Linked DNA regions of Homo sapiens: region 1 is linked to region 2. Evidence: chromatin contacts called from ENCODE Hi-C data. All regions are on one chromosome and are shown on one strand. Each heading gives the region's core, a stretch centred on a gene start or an enhancer-like site at or near the end of the contact. The rest is flanking DNA. Distances are from core to core; before and after follow the strand shown.

Region 1 (6,322 bases), core at 1,991-4,490, 1.9 Mb after region 2:
CAAATGGAAAAAAATATACCATGTAAACATTAATTTTAAAAAAGCTATTCTAATCACAGAAATACCAAAGGGTACATTTCATTATGACAACAGGATCAATCCAACGAGAAGACATAACAACCCTAAATGTGAACACACATAATAATATAACCTCAAAATATATAAATTTAAGAATTGGTAGAACTAAAGGCAAAATAAATGAATTCACAATCACAGTTAAAGACCGTGAAACACACCCCAGTAACTGATGAAACAAGCAGCCATAAATATCAGTAGAGACACTGGAAATATGAACAATACAAAAACATGTGATGTAATTAGCATGCATAGAACACTACACCCAACAACTAAAAATACACGTTCTTTTCAAGTGCACTTATTCTAGGGCTAGCTATGACCTACTACTGAGGCATGACGCATTTGGTATCTCTGAATGCCCCAAGCATTCAGTGAGGCCTACTGACTTTGGCTAGATAGAATCTGAACATCTCCCAGACCTATGCCAGCTCTAGGAATCACAGACTTTACATCTTCCCTGTCCTTCTTGCCTGGCATCATGGAATTTCATCCTCTGCATGTTCACTTTAGTGATCAGCAAGGGAACCAAGAGAAAACCAGCACAGATCTCTGGCACTCTTTCCCTGCATGGCTCCTTCTAGTACCCTGTCCCACCAGTTCCAGCATCTCCACCACCTTGAGCCCTGGTCTCTGTCTTCTCAGCTCAGCAACACCACCATTCTCTGCCTGGAATCCTCTCCCTACACTGAGGTTGAGAAAGTGCTTCCAGGCGGGAATCCATGGCTGTTGGTTCACCTCATTTGTTTCCGTTACCTGCAGTCTATACTCCAGGGTCTGACAACAGTTGTTTCATAGAGTTGATTCAATTTTCTACTTGTTTAGAGCAGAATAGTAAGTTTGGGCCCCATTATTTCACTATGGCTGCCTGGGTTTTTTTAATCCCTTTAAAATATTTTATTGATCATTGATGTGTATGGGCTCACTAAACAATTTTGATAGAAGCATTTTTGTCCAGTTTCACCATTCTAGTACTGTTCATTTTTTATATTGCTGAGAATATACTTCATCTTTGTGATGCCATATACAGATCAGCTCACACAAAGTCATTAGGCTATGAAGGGCAGAAATCTTAGAATCTTGCAGTAGTTGAATTCAGATCTAAAAGGGTACTTAAAAGGTCTATTCCAACCCCTCATTTTCAAAAGTGAAGTAGTAGAAACTGACTAATTGTTCATTGAATCTGTTTCCCCTTCTTCCTGGCCAAAACTAGTATGTATTCACCAGCCTGATGTGCAATTAAGTATGGCCATGTTACTCATTGCAGCCAATGAAATGTGAACAGATTCTTCAATTCTTTCTTCATCTACCAGCTCGATTACTGAATGACCATGTGGAAGTCTGGAGAGCAATAAGAACACCCAACTGGCCTTTGTACAAATAGGCATCCTATCTACTTTTAAAGTGTGAAACCACTGGGAGTTGGCAGCTGCTCTTACCTTCATAGATGCATAAATGGGAACTGATGCCCAGAAGGGAAAATGACAGAGTCCATCAGTCTAAGATACTTTTCACACCCAAACTGTTTCCATATTAATTCTATAGCAAGGGCCAAGACCAGGCCTGATGTGTTGTTGAATCATTTTTCAGTACCTACAATAGTGCCTCTTCTTTTTCTTTTCTTTTTTGAGATGGAGTCTCATTCTGTCACCCAGGCTGGAGTGCAGTGGTGCAATCTCAGCTCACTGCAACCTTCACCTCCCGGGTTCAAGCGATTCTCCTGCCTCAGCCTCCCGAGTAGCTGGGACTACAGGCATGTGCCACCATGCCCATCTAATTTTTGTATTTTTAGTAGAGACAGGGTTTCACCATGTTGATCAGGCTGGTCTTGAACTCCTGACCTCTGATGATCCGCCCGCCTCGGTCTCCCAAAATTCTAGGATTACAGGCGTGAGCCACTGCGCCCAGCCAATGGTGCCTTCTTAATGTAGCTTTTCAATTTTTATATACTATATGCCAGTAGAATATGATGAAGGGAAAAAGGCTCATTCCCTTTCCGTATGCCCTAAAATAGCAGGGCCCAATCAGTAAATACCTTCATAACGTTTACCCCAAACATATCTGGCCAAGCACATGAAAGGGAAAAAGATCTTCATCAGAAATTGTAATCCAGAGTAGGCTGGGGGACTTTTTATAGTAGTGGCTATTTGCCCAGGAATTTTTAAAGAAGGGTAAATTATGAAGCTGAGCGAGTAATCAAGTACACCTTCATCTGAAGATTTAAATACCCATAGGTAGTACTCTGTGCAGAACTCACAGATGCCAAAAGTCAATTGTCTCTACCAGATAAGGACCTTGGTCATGTAACTTAGCCTCTGTGCAGCTATCAACTGGTTGCCCTTCAACTCCAAATCCACCTTTCTTTGACCTGCTTTGTAATACTCTAAGACTCGGCGTTGCCCTCTGAATAATGGGACATGACATTGACACTTGCTTTCTCTATGTCAAAGAATTCCTTGAGGATCAAACACAGCTGGGCACCAACGCACTGCATATGGTGTCAACAAATCACCTCTGTGTTATTATCATCAGCACACTCGCCCCAATCCTGGGGAACTATTTCATGTCAATACTTCTCTCACAAGAGGGAATTTCTGTCCCGGAAACATGTCAGCCCTGATGACACACAGTCATATGGAAATAGGAAGCTAACAAGCATTTCTCCTCTCTCCAGTCAAAGCAGCTGTTTCTACACCCTTCTGCTTTTGCACCTGCCCCCAGTGCTGTAAGTTCTATGGAAATTCCACCCTGGTGTCAGCTCCACACTGAGAGGAAGGAAGGAAACTCTTCCTCAGGTCCCTCTGACCACTGTGGGAACCAGTGGTCATCAGGGTTGAAATGTTTCCATGTTCAGGGGATGTAGGATGGTTTTCTCTCCCTCTTCTTTTATTGAAATAAGCTCTCAAGTCCTGTCATGAAAAGGTAAAGCTTTCCTTTACAGGTAAAGTCCTGCAAGACAGGGCTTGAGAGCAGCACCATTTCTGAGGCTATTTATACACCCACAGTGCCCAAGGGTCAGGTGCGGCCATGAGCATAAAGCCAAACGACTGAGCTCTGACAAGGCTGACTGATCACTCTCCGCAGATTAGTTATTTTCAAGGCAAAGAAGTGCAGGTGCATGGCTTCCTGCAACTGAAATGACTTGCCCAGTGAAGACAATGCAGGCACATACGTCGTGCTTCTCTGACACAGCCAGTACAGTGCAGAGAAAGTCTCTAACCACAAGCTGACCAGGCTGTGGCCTTGTGGCCCCGGAGTCCCAGTCTCCCTGCCAAAGCCCAGATTCATGGACCCCACGCAAAAAACAGGTGTGAGGCAGTGAGGGCGGTGAAATGGTCTCTATTGTTTTTATAATAATCTCTTCTCGTTTTCTATACGGCAGCTTTCATTCAGTCCATTAAATGCAATTTCCTGGCATCACCCAAGCTTGAAAGGCCAGATCAAAAGTACAGAGTGTCCCAGCTGTGTGGTCCTCGTTCAGACCGAACATTAACCACAGCCCTTGCAGATGATTTATTCCATTGGAGACATGGAGACACCCTGTGTGCTTCCTCTCTATGGGATTGGCTTTATTGTTCTCCCGGCACTCCAGTTGTGCAGACATTTCCTTCATGTGCTCGTCTCTCCTACAACAAAACAATTTTGCCCCTCCTTTGATTTTACACCTGTAGGGCACATAAATGGGGAGGACCTTGTGGAGCTGGGAGAGCCCATATAGCTCTGACAGACAGACAGACACACTGCCTGCCTCTGTGAAGAAAGTCCCTTTCAACCTCATGTTTTGGGAAATGTAGTAACTCAGAAAGCTGAATTCTGTGCCAATGATCACATTTTAAGATTATATTTAAGGAACCTAAAAGGGAAGATGCAATATGCTTGGTACACAATAGGTGATAAATAAATAGCAATAGTCAAAGTAATGGGGAAGGGCAGGGTGCAGTGGCTCATGCCTGTAATCCCAGCACTTTCGGAGACTGAGGTGAGTGGATTACTTGAGCCCAGGAGTTTGAGACTAGCCTGGGCAATATAGTGAGATGTCATCTCTACAAAAAATTTTAAAATTAGCCAGGCCTGGTGATGTTTGCCTATAGTCCTATCTGCTCGGGAGGCTGAGGCGGGAAGATGGCTTGAGCAAGGAGGATGAAAGTTGCAGTGAGCAGAGATCGTGCACTGCACTCCAACCTGAGAGAGAGAGTGAGACCCTGTCCCAAAACAAACAACAAAACAAAAAACAGGAAAAAAGGTAACGGGCGTTAGAGGAGCATGAGGGCTGAACCAAGGGCCCTGACTGTGACTGCAGCATTGGGCGATGGCCCCTAGCTTCGTTAGAGCCCAGAATCAGTGTTTGTTTATCTTTTAAGTTCATAATCACACTCATCTTTAACATTTTCTTACACCCATAAAGAGGTGGCAGAGGAAAGAGCACTGGACTAAGGGACCAAGTCTAAGGTCCTGTTGCTTTTCCTCCTTAATCAGCTCAAGTCATCTACCCGCTCTGGTCCCTGTCTGTTAAGATCAGGAAGGATAACCCTGACCTCCTACTTCCCAAGGGTTGTGGCAAAAACTAAATGAGACCAGGAAAAAAAAAAAAAAAGGCTTCAAGAAAGGTAAAAACAGTAAGTGGAAAAAGTTGTTTTTATCTATTAAACAAGATAACTAAAAAGTGTAACGAATCGTTTGGCAAAATCTGAATTAGCTCCAGAATCAGAGCTCTCCATGAGGACAATTGCTTTTCCCCTTCAAACACTTGCATGTGGCTATTTCAGCTTTATGGCCCTTGTATGTGGCTACTTCCCTATGACAAAGCCAACCACTCATAGGTAGAACTGCTCCATAAGCAGGCTGTCCATCTTTCCATTTGAGTTTTCCTTGAAGGAAATCAAACCATTTTATCCCATACTTTGAAATGGCTGCTGCAGGGCAGGCAGACTGAGGTGGGGGAAACTTGCATCTGTAGAGAATCTCCAGTGATGTAGCCAGGCCTTCTCTTTCTAGGTCTTTCCTGGATCTAGGAGAAAAACTGAGAGTCTGTCACCTTTAAAAGCCTGAAAAGAAGCAGCATCTACTCTCTCTGAGGGCTACTACCTGAGAGGCTTTGTCTACATACTAAGGTCACCTTTGCCACCCAGGCGTCTTCCTTTTCCTTCTCACAATCTGTCTTTCCACTAAATCCTAATTTACCACCATAACCTGTTTGGGGCCATGCTCTGAGTCCACATTCTTTTTGCAACCTCAGGAAGCTTCTGTACCTCATCTGGGCTTGGGGCTTCATTCTGAAGTTTCCCGTGTATACATGTGACATAAATGTGTACGCTTTTTCTCCTGTTAATCTGCCTCATGGTAGTGATTTTTCTGCAAACCTTTAGGGGGACAACCCTTGAGCCCCACACCCTCCTGGAATTTTCTACCTCCAGAATCAGGTAAACTGCATCCTCTTCCTCCAGTCTGACTCTTTAGTAACAACTAAAGCTTACCAAGATTTGGCTGCCAAGAAACCTCTGCATTTCTGTGGAGTTTCTTGAAGACCCTACTATCAGCAGAACGCATAGGAATGGGGTTATAATGGTAGACCAACAGGCAGTAGGGCAGATATTTTGGCTAGATGAACTGCCCTCTATTCATTCGTGCTCTCAGCAACCTGCTCCTCCTCCAAGAACTCTGAATACAGCCTCATTTCAGGAGAAACTCATTTTCAGGAGTTTTGCTGCTGTCACAAAAACTACTGTCATCTGAAACATTCATAAATAGATTTGCCTGCAATTAAGCGACATGAAATAAATGGTGAGGCCAATGATACCAAGAGAAGAGAAGATGTCATCTGTTTGTTAGTTTTTTTAAACCAATGAAGCCAAAGCTTTGGAATGCCCAAGTAAAAATTCAGTGTGTGCAGTGGAAGGCAGCATGACCCAGTTCTCAAACTTTCTTTGCTCAAAGTGCCCTAGCATCTCTGTAATTTGTTCACAGTGCCCTTGTGCCAAAAGAAATTTCTAATGGTTCCCCTTATTAAGTACTTCTTCGGTTATAAGCGTGTATGTCCTAGGAAGCTAGAAGCCATTTGAAAAATAAGACACAAATTGAAAGAAAAGAGGCCATTTTTATTTCATTCTAAAATAGTTATTTACTAATAGCTGTATATATCCTTAGGGCCCCACACAACTTCTCAATCCCTGGACTCAGAGTGGACATTGCTACTCTCATTTCCAGTTTCATACTGATTTTTCCACAATAGGGACTTTTTATCTAAGCC
Region 2 (7,111 bases), core at 916-3,415:
GATGATATTATACTCTTTTGTCTTTTTCTAAACATTCTATACTGGTGTTCACCTTCACAGATAAAGGCATGAAGACTATATGTGAATCTAACCAAGATTAGTGTTTTGAAAAACAAATGGAAGGAAACAGCAAGCATGCAAGAGAAATGACGGTCTTTCTAAAGGGAAAGTTATTTTCAAAAGATGTAGTAGATTGAACTATTGCTTCTTCATATTCACTCTGCTTTCTTGTAAAAGAATTATATACAGTTGCACCATGCACGGGATTTGTAGTGTCTCCCATTGGAGAAGTATGTATCCTCACCCAGATGACATCAAGCTTGTTTGTGTGACTTGCTTTGGCCAATGGCATGTAAATGAATGTGGCATGTATCACATCTAAGCCAAAGCATTGAGAGTCGTGTTTTGCCAGCCATATCATTTGCTTTTCCACCCTTTGGGAAACGGTTGAGTTTCTACTCACACTGCCTCTGATCCTTTAAGCCAGAAGATCAAAGCTATCTTCATCCAACGTGGAGTAGCTGATAAGGCAAGCTACAGTTGGCCCAGCACTGTTTGGGGTAATAAACGTGAACCTTCTGATTTGCTTTGGGGCTATTGTTATTTCAACTTTGTTTCCACTTACCCAAAACTTCTTATTCCATTAGCCCATCCTAACTCAGTCTTTTACCCTTTGGACTTGATGTTAGTATTTTGTACCTTGCTGCTTGAGCTTGACTCTCGGCTCCAATGAATGCCTCAGGGACTTTTCTGGAAATTTTCCTGGCCTTCTCTTCTTCCAACCTGTCCAGCTATTCCTGCACTGTCTGGACCCACAAGCTCAGAGAAAGGGCAGATTTGAACAGTTCCTGTTCTGAGGAATGCTCAAGGGGGACTGATTGTTCCTGATTGCAAAGGCTACGTAGTAGGTTGTGCCTCCTCCTCAATTTAACTAGACACAGAAGATGATACTCAGGGCCCTTAAGGAGGTCATTCCAATCTGGAGAAGCTGGTTCTAATGAGATCCAGTAGCCAAGAAAGAAACTTGTATCAGCCAATTCAAGTGGCTTCTGCCACAAACGTAGCATAGATTTTCCTTGAAAATCTAGGTGCATTGTTTTCTAAAGGTCTTCTTTTGAGCTCAAGACATTCAGGCTGTACTATTATGCATATAGCTTAGAAATATGATTTTAAAATAAATTAAAGCCTAAATATTGTTGGAGATATGAGAAGTGTTGCAGACTGAGTTGTTATAAAAGATGTTGCAAACAAATTGTATCCTTTGAAGTCCTAACCCCTGATGCGACAGTGTTTGCAGATGGGACCTTGGGGAAATAAGTAGGTTTAGATGAGGTCCTGGGCTCTGGTCCAATGGAAGAAACACCTGAACATTTTCTCTGTGTGTGTGTGTGTGTGTGTGTGTGTGCCTGCATGCACCAAGGATGTCACAAAAAGGTGCCCATCTACAAAACAAGAAGGAGGCCCTGACAGAGAACAAATTGGCTAGCAACTCGATCTTGAATTTCCCAGCCTCTGGAAGTGTGAGAAATAAATTTCTGTTGTTTAAGCCACCCATTGTATAGTATTTTGGTATGGTGACCCAAGCCGACTAACACAAAAGGTAAAAAGAAAAAAATATGTTTTCTATGACAAATCTGACTCAATTTTCAATATTCCCACTTACTAGAATTTTGTGAAAATCTTTTGGTTTACAATATTTCCTATTTAGGAAACAGTATACCTAAGCTCAGTCATATTTTACTGCCTTCATTCATCACCTGTTCTTAATGAAAAAGAAATTTAAGTAAGTGAATGATGAGATGGATCAAATTATTCTCTAGAGCTCTAGAGGGTGTTTCATGCTCCCTAGATGGTTTATAAATTCTTGAACATTTGTATACAAATTGATCAAACATGCAAATCAGTAATCTGGGACTGAAAAGACAGAAATGATCTTGGAAATTGCATTTAGGAAAAAAAATTACAGTATCGTGTTGGTAGACACAAAAGAACTTTGATGAAAGCAGCTGTTAAATTGTTAATTTAACAAAAAGATGGAGCTGATGATTCAAAAATGATCAACTAGGTTGCAGATATTCTGCACTCTGAATAGCATAGGCTGCACAGCATTCAACCCTCTCCTCTGCTGTAATTTGAGGCTGCATTCTATCTGCATTAGCAGAACTGTTAATAAATCACATGAGCAAGAAATGAGGAACTGAAAATCTGCAGGTGTTTGATAATGCCTCAAATATCTTCACCACATGTTTCAGAGGAGTCATGTGAGTTCAGAAACATGACTTGGTGATTACTCACTGTATTGCTCTGGCTGCAGTCTAGCTAACTTCTACGGGATACATTTAAATACAGGTTAGGGTCACTATGATGTTTTCTCCCGTCTAGCCCTCAGGACTGGCTTCGATCCTTTGTGTACAGTAGATATCGGTACCCATTGGTCAACTCATGGTTCCTTTGCCATGGAACATTTTTTTCCTTGACAAATCCAGATTTGTTCTCATTCTGTCCCTCTCTCTCTATCCCACCTCTCTCTCTCTCTCTCTCTCACACACACACACACACACACAAAGATATTTTAACTGTGAATAGAACAGTAAAAGAGAAAAGTTGTGCTTACGTAGTCTCTAGGTTTGATATAAGCGTTATTATCCAAAGGACGATTCTTAGTGTTATAATTGAGAAAGTATGAGCTGAAGTCTGTAACTAAAACATGAACTCAAGGTTTGGCATCTACTAGTAACTGATTGGACACCAAAAATTAAAGGACTTACCAGAACCAGTCTTATAAGGCAGGTATTGTTCTCTATAAGAAATCTGCAGGACAGGGGATGTGACAGCCTTTGAGATGTAAGTCTCAAATTCTGGGAGCCTTTGACATGGCGTCTGATGCATCTTGATATCCTAGAAACAAAGCCTTTAAAAGGGCAGAGGTGAGCTGATCATCAAGCACATGTGATCTGACGTTCAGGACAATATTCTTTATTCTAATTCAAATCAACTCCTTGATTTTATTTTTCTTTCCTTCTTAAATGCTTTTCTTTCTCAAATCAATTTTTAAATAGAGAAAATTCAACCTTGTTCTATAAGTATGTTTCCCAGGTGTGTTTTATTTAATTCTGTGCAAAAGATCAAGGGAAGAAAGAACCCTTGATACTCTCCTGAAAATATAAATATACACTCATTAGCACTTTTGACAAGATGGTTCATACAGTGCTTTCAGCCCAATAAGGAGACATCATTGTAACAGTAGCACAGGGCTCTCCCTGCATTTGTGTAGAAAGGACAATAGCCAAGTAATTAGTTTTAAGAGAAGACTCAAGATTCCACTTGTCCACAGATATTCCCACCAAAAAGTAGGACTTGGCCCAAAACTTTACTCTTAGAAAAAAAAAATATTCTGAGTTACAATAGATTCAGTTAGGAAAAAGTTATTGGCAGAGAACCCTCTGAATTACCTGGAGGTGGAAGGAGGAACCCCCATTCTTACCCCACTAGTCCAGTTTTTCCAACAGAACACATGTATAGACCTCTGCAAGTATTCTCAAGTATATCTGATTCAACTAGCCATTTTCCTGGTGGCATGACATTTATGAAACAGCAGGTGAAAGGCAAACATACACAACTCCAAGAATACCTCATCAGGCAGAGTGATGACTGTGAAGAAGTGAGTAGAGGCCCAGGATTCAGGGGAAATTTTCTTAAGAACAAAATCCAGGCCCTATCACCTACTCTTGTACACTTATCTTCCTAAGCCTCAATTTCGTCATTTGTGTAATGAGAATAAGAATCGCCTTTACCTTACAAAGTGGTTGTGAGAATTAGATCACACATGTCAAGTGCGTATTGCAAAATAAATATCCATCCAAATATTCTCTATGTCTGTCTGTCTGTCTGTCTATCACTATCTATCTGTCTATCTATCTATCTGTCTATCTATCTATCTATCTGTCTATCTATCTATCTATCTATCTATCTATCTATCTATCTATCTATCTATAGTATTTAGGTCTCCCGTAAACAAATGCAAGAATAAGATAGTGACAATCTAGCCTTAAAAAGCAAGGGTTTTATTGAAATCAAAATCATTTTGATTTAACTGAATTATATGACTTTAAAAGTAGCCATATATACATTGGTAGTATTACTAGCATCACTAGAAGAATTACATAAAAATGATAGCAATGATAGTTCCATTTATTTTAGCTACACATATTGCCTCAGATTATTAGATCCAATTTTGAATTCTGTTTACTAAGATATATTTAACAGGTATCTTCATATCTTCATATCTATCTATCTATTACCTGTCTATCTATTTATCTATCTATCTACACACACACATATAGTTATAGATGAATGCTCAGAGAAGAGCAATCTGGATAATTACATTTAAAAGCTAAAAATGAAGAAACTTGCATTAAGGAGAATGGTATAGAAAAAAAATACTCAGAAGCACAATATAATTATCTTCAAATATTTGTTAGACTGACACGAGAAAATGCTTAGGAAAACTGTGAAGGGCTTTATGGAGTAAACAATCTGTTAGAAGCTGAGGAAAGCAGAAATAATCACAAAATTTGAGAACATTTCTAATATTTGGAAATATTCAAGATAATACAAGATGTCTTGCAAAATATGAAACCTGTTTATTCAATAAAAACTTACTAGTTGCATAGTCTACTCAAGGCACCAGTTTAGATATTATAAGGATTCAATAGATCTATACAATATTGTTTCTGTCCTTAATAAGCTAATAATCTTGAAGCCAAAATGGTTACTGGGTAATCATGTGATATAGCAAAGTAGAAAGAATGTGCTACAAGAGTGGAAAGGAAAATGTTGCTGCTCTCCTCATTAAGATGGTGTATTTCTTTCCCTATTCCCAAAAAGAAAAGTCTCTGAAGTTTAGATCAGAATGAAACATTTTAGTTTGGATAGAAAGAGATAAAAGATGAAGTCAGATTTAAGAATAAGACTCAACAATTAACAGGAATAGAAGAAAGATAAGTATTTTCTATCCTACATTGTTCAGTCTGCATTTTCAAAGAATGCCGTTAAAAGGATGTAATTAGGGGTAATGAGGTGCAAAATTTCATGTATAAAAAATGATCTTGTTAAGGGCAGTTTAGGCAGATAGTGCAGCTAAAAAATGAATTTTAACTCTCTACTAACTCTATGCCAATATTATATATCCCTGACTTTTCTCTATATCAAATTCCAGTAGAATTTTTTTAAGTCAGAAATTTAAATGAATCTGGTATACAAATCTCCTTTTGATTAAAATTATTTGAGTTTTTTTTTTCATTTAAAAGTGGGAAAATCTTATCACAGTCTTGAATAATAAAATGCCTTTTGTTCAGCTCTCATTGATTAGTCATCTTCTTACCCACATTGATCAAATTCAGGAGTCTGGACAAAGTGTCTATTACAGAGATGCTTTCCTTCCTAACAGAGGTTAGGAAGGTAGTTGGTCTGAGTACATCTCTGCAGTTGAGTCCCTCTGTTCAGCCTCACCCTCCTTAGCAAAGAGCAGAATATTCAGATGAGGTGGCTGATTCCCAGGCTTTGATAATCCTAGGACCCTTTTTTAAAAATGTATTTCTTAACTCTAATCTCATACATTTGGTCAATGAAAAACTGAATGTTTCAGCACTTAAGGTCAAAATATGTAGTATACGTATCATTTTAGATGTTATAGGAAAGCAAGCAATAGTATAAGCCTGGGTAAGTGGCAAAGGTTTCCAAAATATCTTTAAAAAAATTCTCCTATTAAGTTTGGTATCTATTGTGACAAATCCAATAAAACCCAAGATGATCCTTAGTTTGACATTCATTTGAATACACATTTAATTGAACATTTTCAAGGTGACAAGATTGACCGTGCACTAGAAAAACTCACAGATACTTTCAGACTGTGGGAGAAACTGATGAAGAAGCTCATGGTTCCTCTGCAGTGTGGTGAGTTCTCTCGCAGGTACCATAGAGTGATGTGTCAGAACCCTGATGAGCTTCTCAATCCTGCGGAATGTACAAGGCAAAGCTTTCTGATAGAGATTACTAACTTGAACTAAAAAAGAGTTAGTACAATTTTAACAGTTTTGAAAAAGCCAGAAGGGCAACTCTAGCAACTCCATGATTCCATCATAGGCTGTCACAATTGCTATTTCAGAGTGTGTGTTTGCAAGTCATTGTTTATTCAGATCCGTGTCAACACAAGTGTGTGTTCTTTTCTGCCTTGAAATTTCTTCTTGTTCCAAGTTTCACATTTTTATGGGAATATATAGGTACTTATTGCATTTTAATTTTTGTTAACAATGGAACAACAGAAGGGTAAAAAATGTGGTTCTCTCTGTTCAACTCATCTCTAAGTGTAATGCTGGAGGAGAGAGGATTATGTCATGTGGAAACTAAGGTAGAACAAAAGGTTTCAACAGCAACGTTTCAACCCCGGGAGGGTCTCAGTCTATACTTTTCTCCACCAGGTCCTCCTCTGGTGCAGCATGAGAATGGGAGGAGGAGACATCGTCAGTGTTTCCTCCTGAGTTCGCTTGCCAGGGGCGCCAGCTTTTCACGAATTCAAACAACAATGACATGGACAGGTTTACAGTAAAATATGTCTATCCTGAAAAAGAAAGGAATTGACAGCCAACCCACTGGCTGTGCTCATCGCTTGCTGAGCCGCACCAAGCAAGGCCATCTTCTGAGGATCTACAAATGTGTGGCATGGTAATGATCTCACCTTCCAAGGAGCTATGACGTATTTAATGAGGTGTGGATCCAGGGAAACAAAAGTCACGCACGCAGTATGGAGGGGATTGGAACCCATCAATATCTGAGACAAACAGTAACATAGCACGGGGACTTTTGTTACAAATGTCCTGCTCTCTTCCTCTTCCACCTTCAATCTTAGCATAGAGCATGCAGTGTGAACATCAGTGAAACCGATCTGGTTTCAAATAAAAGATTTGTTGCATTTTGACTATGAGGCATTTTGCAAGTTGCTTAACCTCTCTGAGGCGCAATCCCTTGATTTGTGAGGCAGAGATAACACCTTTTTCAAAAGGTTGATTTAAGACCATAATAAAATCATGAGCATGAGAAACTTAGCATAGAG

Evidence for each region. Hi-C counts contacts between places; a loop is a spot of excess contacts on that map. Pooled maps may share reads with other maps.
Region 1: a map with no recorded cell type shows a loop between it and region 2 (10-fold over the local background). The contact joins two enhancer-like sites. A Hi-C loop is called at or near these places in 2 of 37 single-sample maps with no recorded cell type and 2 of 50 pooled maps.

What each region holds. Positions count from the first base shown.
Region 1 is chr2:8,231,716-8,238,037 of GRCh38, forward strand. The region is part of intron 7 of LINC00299 (long intergenic non-protein coding RNA 299); the gene reads right to left. Among named protein-coding and RNA genes, the nearest start is that of LINC00299, 94 kb to the right of the region's middle. Within about 2 kb of position 3,241, at least 4 of the 41 ENCODE cell types and tissues checked have a DNase peak (open chromatin) inside an H3K27ac peak, as active enhancers do.
Region 2 is chr2:6,343,511-6,350,621 of GRCh38, forward strand. No RefSeq gene overlaps it. Among named protein-coding and RNA genes, the nearest start is that of LINC01247, 28 kb to the right of the region's middle. RefSeq lists enhancers at 2,160-2,209, 2,690-2,739. Within about 2 kb of position 2,166, at least 2 of the 41 ENCODE cell types and tissues checked have a DNase peak (open chromatin) inside an H3K27ac peak, as active enhancers do.